3 separate regions of the Homo sapiens genome follow, and regions 1 and 3 are each linked to region 2. The links are chromatin contacts, found by Hi-C or POLR2A ChIA-PET in ENCODE. All regions are on one chromosome and are shown on one strand. The core of a region is the stretch at or near the end of the contact, and the rest is flanking DNA. Distances in the headings are between cores, read along the strand shown.

Evidence for each region. A loop is a pair of places that touch in the nucleus more often than their neighbours do. ChIA-PET counts read pairs that join two places held with the same protein, here RNA polymerase II (POLR2A). Pooled maps may share reads with other maps.
Region 1: a loop to region 2 is called in a map of B cell, with 4 times the contacts of the local background. The contact joins the promoter of CFAP69 here to the promoter of CDK14 in region 2. A Hi-C loop is called at or near these places in 1 of 168 maps with a recorded cell type or tissue (B cell), 8 of 37 single-sample maps with no recorded cell type and 11 of 50 pooled maps. POLR2A ChIA-PET finds 5 or more read pairs at or near these places in 1 of 52 experiments (MCF 10A).
Region 3: a map of OCI-LY7 shows a loop between it and region 2 (2.1-fold over the local background). The contact joins the enhancer-like site here to the promoter of CDK14 in region 2. A Hi-C loop is called at or near these places in 3 of 168 maps with a recorded cell type or tissue (Caco-2, OCI-LY7 and left ventricle myocardium inferior), 10 of 37 single-sample maps with no recorded cell type and 5 of 50 pooled maps.

The regions. Positions count from the first base shown.
Region 1 is chr7:90,243,724-90,246,555 of GRCh38, reverse strand. CFAP69 (cilia and flagella associated protein 69) reads right to left here and starts at 1,382. Exons shown (of 23, transcript NM_001039706.3): 1 at 1,012-1,382. The coding sequence starts at 1,131. It overlaps LOC107986819 (a long non-coding RNA gene), which reads left to right and starts at 1,425. Exons shown (of 2, transcript XR_007060423.1): 1 at 1,425-1,479; 2 at 2,477-2,832. RefSeq lists an enhancer at 5-517.
Region 2 is chr7:90,594,919-90,597,618 of GRCh38, reverse strand. CDK14 (cyclin dependent kinase 14) reads right to left here and starts at 1,298. Exons shown (of 15, transcript NM_001287135.2): 1 at 901-1,298. The coding sequence starts at 991. RefSeq lists silencers at 661-710, 771-970, 1,161-1,470, 1,491-1,690.
Region 3 is chr7:90,927,481-90,930,180 of GRCh38, reverse strand. All of the region lies in intron 8 of CDK14 (cyclin dependent kinase 14), which reads right to left. Among named protein-coding and RNA genes, the nearest start is that of CDK14, 330 kb to the right of the region's middle. Within about 2 kb of position 1,340, at least 2 of the 41 ENCODE cell types and tissues checked have a DNase peak (open chromatin) inside an H3K27ac peak, as active enhancers do; they include OCI-LY7, where a contact is called at or near this core.

The sequences.
Region 1 (2,832 bases), core at 133-2,632, 350 kb after region 2:
TGTTGCTCCGCAGGTTACTGCGTAAATGTCAGACCTCAGAGAGCTCAACTCTATTCCCCAGTCAACTGACCACTCCCAAGGAACTCTCCAAGGCTCCAGGATGTGAACGCAAGAGACAGGGTTCCTGACGCAGCCTGAGATTTGAGAAGCCTCAACAGGAATTCCCACAGTGGCCCCACACCATTAGTGTGAGGCAGGACAGGGTTCCTCCAGGAATTCGCGGCTTTTAAGGCACGATCAGGGCTCTCTGGGGGATCAATGGAATCCTAGTAGGAAACAAACAACTTGGGGTTTCTAAACACCTCCGCCTCGAATAGAGATCCAAGGGCCTCAAATGGAATTTCTCAACAGATCAACTTCCAAGAGTGAATTTTGTATTCATAACAAAAGCAAACCCAAAACCAAATACAGTACAAGCATAATAAAACAAATCAACTCTATTCTCTCCCGGTTCTCTCCGACCCAACGTGTAACAACCAGCTTCCAATTTCATATTTTAAAAATGCTTAATTTCTAATTTAACAGCGTTTTCCTCCCCTCTGGGTGCAGGCTTTAGTCGCAGCAAATTTAAGCATGGGAAAATTTACATCTATATCAAGAACATCACTCGGTAACAGGGATCTACGTATTAAAAAGTTCAGTTCAAACTGATCAGGTCATCAAATCAAGATTTTGCTAAGAATGATTCCTTTCCTCCCTGTAGCTCTATGACCACTTTTCGAAGAAGCGCGGCAAAACCCCGCCTACTCAGTTTGCTAGGACCCTCCAGGAGGACCACACAGCGCTGGTCCCCAGACAGGATGGTTGACAACAGCCAGCCCCTCGCAACCGGTGCAGTTCGCAGGGGGTGGGGGATCAGGATTAGCTCTGCGCTTGGAATCTCCATCCCGCGGCTTCCCCCATCTTCACTCCTGTCCCCAGTTCCACCCTTGCCACCCCCAGGTCTGGACCCCGTCTCGAGACTTCACTCCCACCCCCTCCACCTCTGAAAGCACAGACACCTGCTCATACCTGCGCCTCATCGTCCTCCGTCACCACCCCAACCACCGGGATTTGACTGGAACTGCTAGACTTGTTCCTGATGCCGGATTCCTGGGCCTCGGCGGTCGCCCCGGCTTCCTCTGTCCACATGGCCGGTGGCGGCGGGGTGGAGAGTGGGGGGATCTTCCTGTCCTACAGTGCGCCCGCAGCCGCTGGGCCCAAAGAGGCCCCGCCACCGAGAAGGGAAGGCAGCCTGAGAGTCGCTAGAGTCGCGAAAGGTCCCAAAATTCCGCCAGGGGCCTAGGCCACCGCCATACAGTCCGCTTAGCGCCGCTGCCGCCCCCCAGTTGACCCAGACCTCTGATCCCGGGCCGGTTGTTAACACAAGCCAGCGCGTTGCTAGGGGGCGGGGCCAGAGGCTACGGAAAGCCGGAGAGCCAAACCACCCCAAAGCCTAATTGCACTCCGCGCCCGGCAGGGCGAGTTTGCAGGCTTGCGGTAAGGAGCCTGCAGGATGCACCTCGGTAGGTAGCGGGGAGTGGTGCCTTAGGCTCCCGGTGTGTTTCGGTCTTCATAGTCTTGCTTCAAACAGGCATGAGTGGGTGGAGGGGTGAGGGATGTCTATGGGATACGTTAGGCGTGATACGATGGACGGATAGTGTTGAAAGCGTTTCTCTCACCCCAGGGAAGTGACCAGTCTCGCTTACATTCCCCAGCTTTTATCTGTACTTTAGTGGCCCAACTGGACAGTTAAATAAACAAACATAAAAGGTATTGTACAGAATGTTAAAAGGCTTTTGAGTCAGTTTATTGAATCTAGAGCGAGTTATCCCTTGAAGTCTCACTTTTCTCATCTGTAAAATAGGACTGTTGTGAGGATTGAATGAGATGACAGTGTTTGTTAAGTGGTGCTTGGCACAGCATCCCGTATGGTCAAGATTATCATTATCTTTATTACTGTTTGAGAACTAAAAATTAAATCCTAAGCCCCACAACCGACTGAACGGACCCCCTTTTGGCCAAGAGGACCCCCGATAAACCTTAAAAGCTGAATTCCTCGCCCTGACGGGACGGAAGGACGGACACGCCTCGCTATACCCCCCTACCTCCTCCCTTTTCACGTCCCCCTCACCCCTGGTTTTTTGAGACAGGGTCTCACTGTGTCCCCCAGGCTGGAGTGCAGTGGCAGGATCGTAGCTCTGCAACCTCCAACCTCTGGCTCAAACGATCCTCCCGCTTCAGCCTCGGGAATAGCTGGGAGTACAGGTGCACATGCCACCAAGCTCGGCTCCCCCTCCCTTTGAGGGCTTAGACTCAACAACTGACCAGCATTAATGTTAAAATGGAGATCAGAAGGCTAACAGAATGGACTCTGTGGCAATAACAAATTATAAGCAAGACCTAAGGCCATGCCAGGCAAGAGTTAAGTCACTCACACCTACACTTAAAGAATAACCTTTGTTTTAACTGCTGCAATGTTTTTATTTTTCTCTAGCTGTTAAATAAGAACTGCCCTCGACATAAGCAATATTGAAATAATTGCAGCTCATCCATGGCCAGATGTTGACTAACAAGACCCTCCTGTTCCACAAGTCATAACTGCAGGTTTGATTGGACAAGGGACCGATTCAGTAACTTTCCCCTGATAAAAGACCACCCACTATGGACTGGTTCTGGCAGGTTTACAGAGACTGAGCACTAGTACATTCATGTCTCTGCTTCTCCTTTTGATGTATAGGGACTGTAATGCATTTAAATGTTAAGTTTCCACTCCACAGTGAGCATGGGATGCATGTCACATGCATGTTTATTCAGCACCCCTCTTAGTGAAGATTCACAGCTCTTCTTACA
Region 2 (2,700 bases), core at 49-2,548:
TCGCAGGGGTTATCTTTTGTGTCTATAGCATTCTCTTGCTCAGGGCAGTTACATGTTATTAGTGAAAGTTGTGACAGTAGGGGAGGCAGCTAACTCTTCAGGTTAAAAGGGGTTTTCTATGCCCAGTACTCAAAATCTAACAAACCCATTCCACGTGATACTGCTGTCACCCTATTACAACCTGTGACATGCATTTATTCGTCACTGTCCTAAACACTGTTGGTCAGTTGGTTTGTTGTTTGGTTTAAAGACAACAGCCCCTGAGCTCTATTAAATGGAACAAGTTCGAGAGACATTCCTAAATGTCCAGACAACTCCACAGCGCGCATTTCTCTCCAGCAGCGGGAAGATTCAGAGACCTCGAGACTGAACACCCAAATCTCGCTTTCCAGGACCCGAAGTACCGAACAATAGGTCCCAAGGTAACTGTCCCACTTCCCTTTAGGTTGGATACGTTAAACAATACCAGGGCACAGTCTAACGTTTCACCAATTTCCAAAGCTAAATTACTGACTAAACGCCCAATATCCAAGCCTGTGCGCAAAAAATAACAAGTGGCCCAAGCAGCCGCGCAGCCCCTTGCGCGGTGGGGGCCGAGGGGTCCCCTCGCCCGTCCCCCACGCGCGCGAAAGGGCGAGCACTAGTGGCGGAGGAGGGGAGAACCCATATTGTAGGCTTGAGAGAATCTACAAATGAACCCCCAGATCCTGAGGAAGAGGGGTCTCTTTCCTTTACGTCCTTGCCCTCCCCCGGGTCCCTAGCACTGTGCCCTCGATCCCCGCCTACAACGCACCCCACGCCAGCCCCGCTGGCAGCTGCATGGCTGGTGCCAGGAACGCGGCGGGGGCGCAGGCCGAGGGGAGCGGGCGCTGGGGGGGCCGGGGGCAGCGCGCTACTCACCAATGCGACTGAAACTCTCCGACAAAGTTCTCCGCAACTTCTTCATCTTGCCGATCTTCTCGGCCGGCTGCGGCTCAATGAGGTCACACATCTGGGCGACGCGGAGCCCCGACAACTTCCCCAAACTGGTCCAGGCACAGCTCAGACAACGGCGAGGGCGCGCGCCGCGGGGAAAGCGGCGCCTCCTCCTCCACCACCTCCTCGGCGGGCCGGGAAGCGACGCGCAGGTCTAGGGAGGCGAGCAGCAGGCAGGCGGAGGACGGCAGGCTCCGCTCCGGCCTGGGCCGCAGCTGGGCGGGCGGGGGCGGTTTACGTGGTGCCGGGGGCGGCCGCGCTCGCCGCCGCCGTGGTGGCCCCGCGCCGCGCCGCCGCCGCCCGGCTCATTTTCCCTCCTTTGTAACGGAGAGAAGCGCGGCCGGCAGGGGGAGTGGTGCGGCCGAAGGAGGAGGCGGGGCGGGCCGGGTACAAGGTGCGGGAGTCGCCTGGCGCCGAGTGCGCGGGGCGAGGGCGAGTGGGCCGGCGGGAGAAGTTCTCAGCCCAGAGTTGCGGGCGCAGCGCAGAAGGAGCCGCGGCGCGGAACCGCCAGCCTGACAGCTCCTGCTGCCCTCCTGCTGCCGCCGCCACGCCCCTCCCTCGACGAAGGCCCCTGGGCGCGGGATCCTAGCACGACCTCGGCTCCCCGCTCGCCTCCCGCGTCCTCCGCGGCCCTCTGTGTCTGGCTCGCGCCCCGGCGGCGCCCCCTCCCGGCCGCGCCCCTCCCGGCCGCCCCCGCGCTCCTCCCCCGCCCCGCCCGCGCGCGGGAGGATCACGAAGGGACCGGGGTGGGAGCGGGCAGCGTCTGGGGACAGCGTGTTGGGCTGTGGGGAGGTTACCGAAAGGAAACGGGCCGAGTCCAGTTGTTTGAGCGGTTTTCTCCTTCCACGAGCGTGTGTGAAAAAGCGCGGAGTTCGGTGGAGGGCAGCTGCCAGGACTGCCTCCTGGACTGGGTGCGGTAAGGCCTTAGGGATGCATTCAGATGTAGGGTGCCTTATTTTGGGCCGAGAAAGCTGTCAAGTGAAAGATCCAAGGGGAAAGGTGGGCCTGGATTTTTTTGTTGTTGTTTGCGGTGGGTTTTTTGTTTGTTTTGAGGTCAAGTGCAGAAGCAGCGGAAGCTTCAACTGTAACCCTCCAGAAGGCAGGGATCATGCTGTTTCCCTCATCCTTGTCTCTGATCTTGGTGACACATGTAGGTGATTTCTGATAGGAATACCCAGTTCTGCAGTAAATAGCAGACACAGCCCTTGGTCTTTTTCTATTAAATTCTTAGAATATATTTCTGAATTGGGAGATTTAAAGGCTAAACAGATTCCGACCTCCTTTTCCCCCACCTCAAAAACAGAACTTTAAAAAGGAGTGGGGGAGGTGTTTATAAAATCCCAGGACAAACAGTTCCAGCAGCGAACACACATCGTCTTCATTCTGAAAAAACCTGGTGCGGCGTGAGTTCCAAACGTCAGTCTCCCAGGGGAGAGAGAAGGAAGGTGGGGGAGGGCTTGATTGTGTTGATCTGAGGCCAGCAAACTCCTTATGAATAGAAACGTTAGTAATCTTGAGTCATTTGGCTGTGTAAGTAATAAGAGCTTGTGAGGGTGTGACAATGCTGTTTGGCTTGTAGGAAATTTTGGGGAGTTTATGTTTTGTTAAAAGATTTTTATCTTAAAAACTAGCCCCCTGCCTTCCTTAAATTGTGAGGTAAAACAGTGATTTGTTCCGCCCTACACTGAGCACATTGTAGGATCTTGATAGATTGCGGATGATAAA
Region 3 (2,700 bases), core at 91-2,590, 330 kb before region 2:
CTCTTGAGATTTAAAGACTGGTCAAATGAACTTTGGTAACAATCTAATTAAGAAAAAAAAAACACTACCAAAATGTCCTAAAAAACAAGCTATTAATATAATGGTCTGTACACTGTTTTCTTATAAACTAATTTTACTGTTGAACAGAGCATCAAATCTCTAAAGACTTCAAGAAATCAATATGCCATTTTACATGTAGATTTCTGTGTTTCATGCTAATATAAAAAGTAATATTTGCAGCAAGAACTACCCTTAAGAGACAACAAACATTGAAATTGGACAGCAGTAGTAGTGTTCACTCTAGATGATAGCTTACTCTTCTTTAAAGTATACACTAAGGTGTAATTATGCATTTCTTCAGGACTAAATTTTCTTGTGATCCACAAAATTTCTTATCTCACAGGTCTCTGTGAATGAAAACATTTGGCAGAAACACTAAGCTGTTTATGAGGAATAAAAGTACACCAATGGATTCCTGCTTAGCAAACAAAATGTTCTGTCTCTTAAAGGAATTAACATGAAGTATAATTTTATTCTCAAAGCATGGCATGAATAATATAAATCTATCATAAAAACTGTTTACTACAAGAATGATTCCCTTTTATTAAATTATTCTCACTTCTTTTGCCAGGAAAGCTAAACTGAATAGCACTGTGATAGAGATACTTTAAAATCTGAGCTACAAACAACAAAAAGTTGTTAACATTGATATGTAAAGAACTATTTTTAAAATCGTCCCTTGCCCAGTAATTATACTTTAAAATAGTCAAATAACCATCACCATGAAATATGCAAGACAATGATTTAAAAATCAGTCCATTTAAAACAGGTTCCAGAGGTTCCAAGATGGCCGAATAGGAACAGCTCCAGTCTGCAGCTCCCAGCATGAGCAATGCAGAAGATGGGTGATTTCTGCATTTCCAACTGAGGTACCACGTTCATCTCATTGGGGCTTGTCAGACACTGGGTGCAGCCCACGGAGCAGGGTGGGGCATCGCCTCACCCAGGAAGTGCAAGGGGTCGGGGAATTCCCTTTCCTAGCAAAGAGAAGCCGTGACAGAAAATCGAGAAAATGGAAAATCGAGACACTCCCACCCTAATACAGTGCTGTTCCAATGGAATTAGCAAACGGCACACCAGGAGATTACATCCTGCGCCTGGCTCAGAGGGTCCCATGCCCACAGAGCCTTGCTCACTGCTGGCACAGCAGTCTGAGATCTAACTGCAAGACAGCAGCCAGGCTGAGGGAGGGGCGTCGCCATTGCTGAGGCTTGAGTAGGTAAACAAAGCAGCCAGGAAGCTCAAACTGGGTGGAACTCACTGCAGCTCAAGGAAGCCTGCCTGCCTCTGTACACTCCACCTCTGGGGGCAGCACATAGGTGAACAAAAGCCAGCAGAAACTTCTGCAGACTTAAACGTCCCTGTCTGACAGCTTTGAAGAGAGTAGTGGTTCTCCCAGCATGCAGCTGGAGATCTGAGAACGGACAGACTGCCTCCTCAAGTGGGTCCCTGACCCCCGAGTAGCCTAACTGGGAGACACCTCCCAGTAGGGTCCAACTGACACCTCATACAGCCAGGTACCCCTCTGAGATGAAGCTTCCAGAGGAAAGATCAGGGAGTAACATCTGCCGTTCTGCAATATTTGCTGTTCTGCAGCCTCCGCTGGTGATACCCAGGCAAACAGGGTCTGGAGTGGACCTCCAGCAAACTCCAACAGACCTGCAGCTGAGGGTCCTGACTGTTAGAAGGAAAACTAACAAACAGAAAGGACATCCACACCAAAACCCCATCTGTACGTCACCATCATCAAAGACCAAAGGTAGATAAAACCACACAGATGGGGAGAAACCAGGGCAGAAAAGCTGAAAATTCTAAAAATCAGAGCACCTCTTCTCCTCCAAAGGAACGCAGTTCATCGCCAGCAATGGAACAAAGCTGGACGGAGAATGACTTTGATGAGTTGAAAGAAGAAGGCTTCAGACGTTCGGTAATAACAAACTTCTCCGAGCTAAAGGAGGATGTTTAAACCCATCGCAAAGAAGCTAAAAACCTTGAAAAAAAGATTAGACGAATGGCTAACTAGAATAACCAGTGTAGAGAAGTCCTTAAATGAGCTGATGGAGCTGAAAACCATGGCATTAGAACTACGTGACACATGCACAAGCTTTAGTAGCCTATTTGATCAAGTGGAAGAAAGGGCATCAGTGATTGAAGATTGAATGAATAAAATGAAGCAAGAAGAGAAGTTTAGAGAAAAAAGAGTAAAAAGAAACGAACAAAGCCGCCAAGAAATATGGGACTATGTGAAAAGACCAAATCTACATCTGATTGGTATACCTGAAAGTGACGGGGGGAATGGAACCAAGTTGGAAAACAATCTGCAGGATATTAACCAGGAGAACTTCCCCAACCTAGCAAGGCAGGCCAACATTGAAATTCAGGAAATACAGAGAATGCCACAAAGATACTCCTCGAGAAGAGCAACTCCAAGACACGTAATTGTCAGATTCACCAGGATTCAAACTCAGGCATGTGGCTGCAGAATCGGCACCCTACCCATATTTTACCTTTTATATATATTTATATTTATATATGTACTTTAGTACTTCTGTTACACCACCACTTGCACTACAGCTGTGTACTGTCTATTTCCAAACTTTGTGTGACATTGTGATTTAGTAAGAAATATTTATTTGGTCT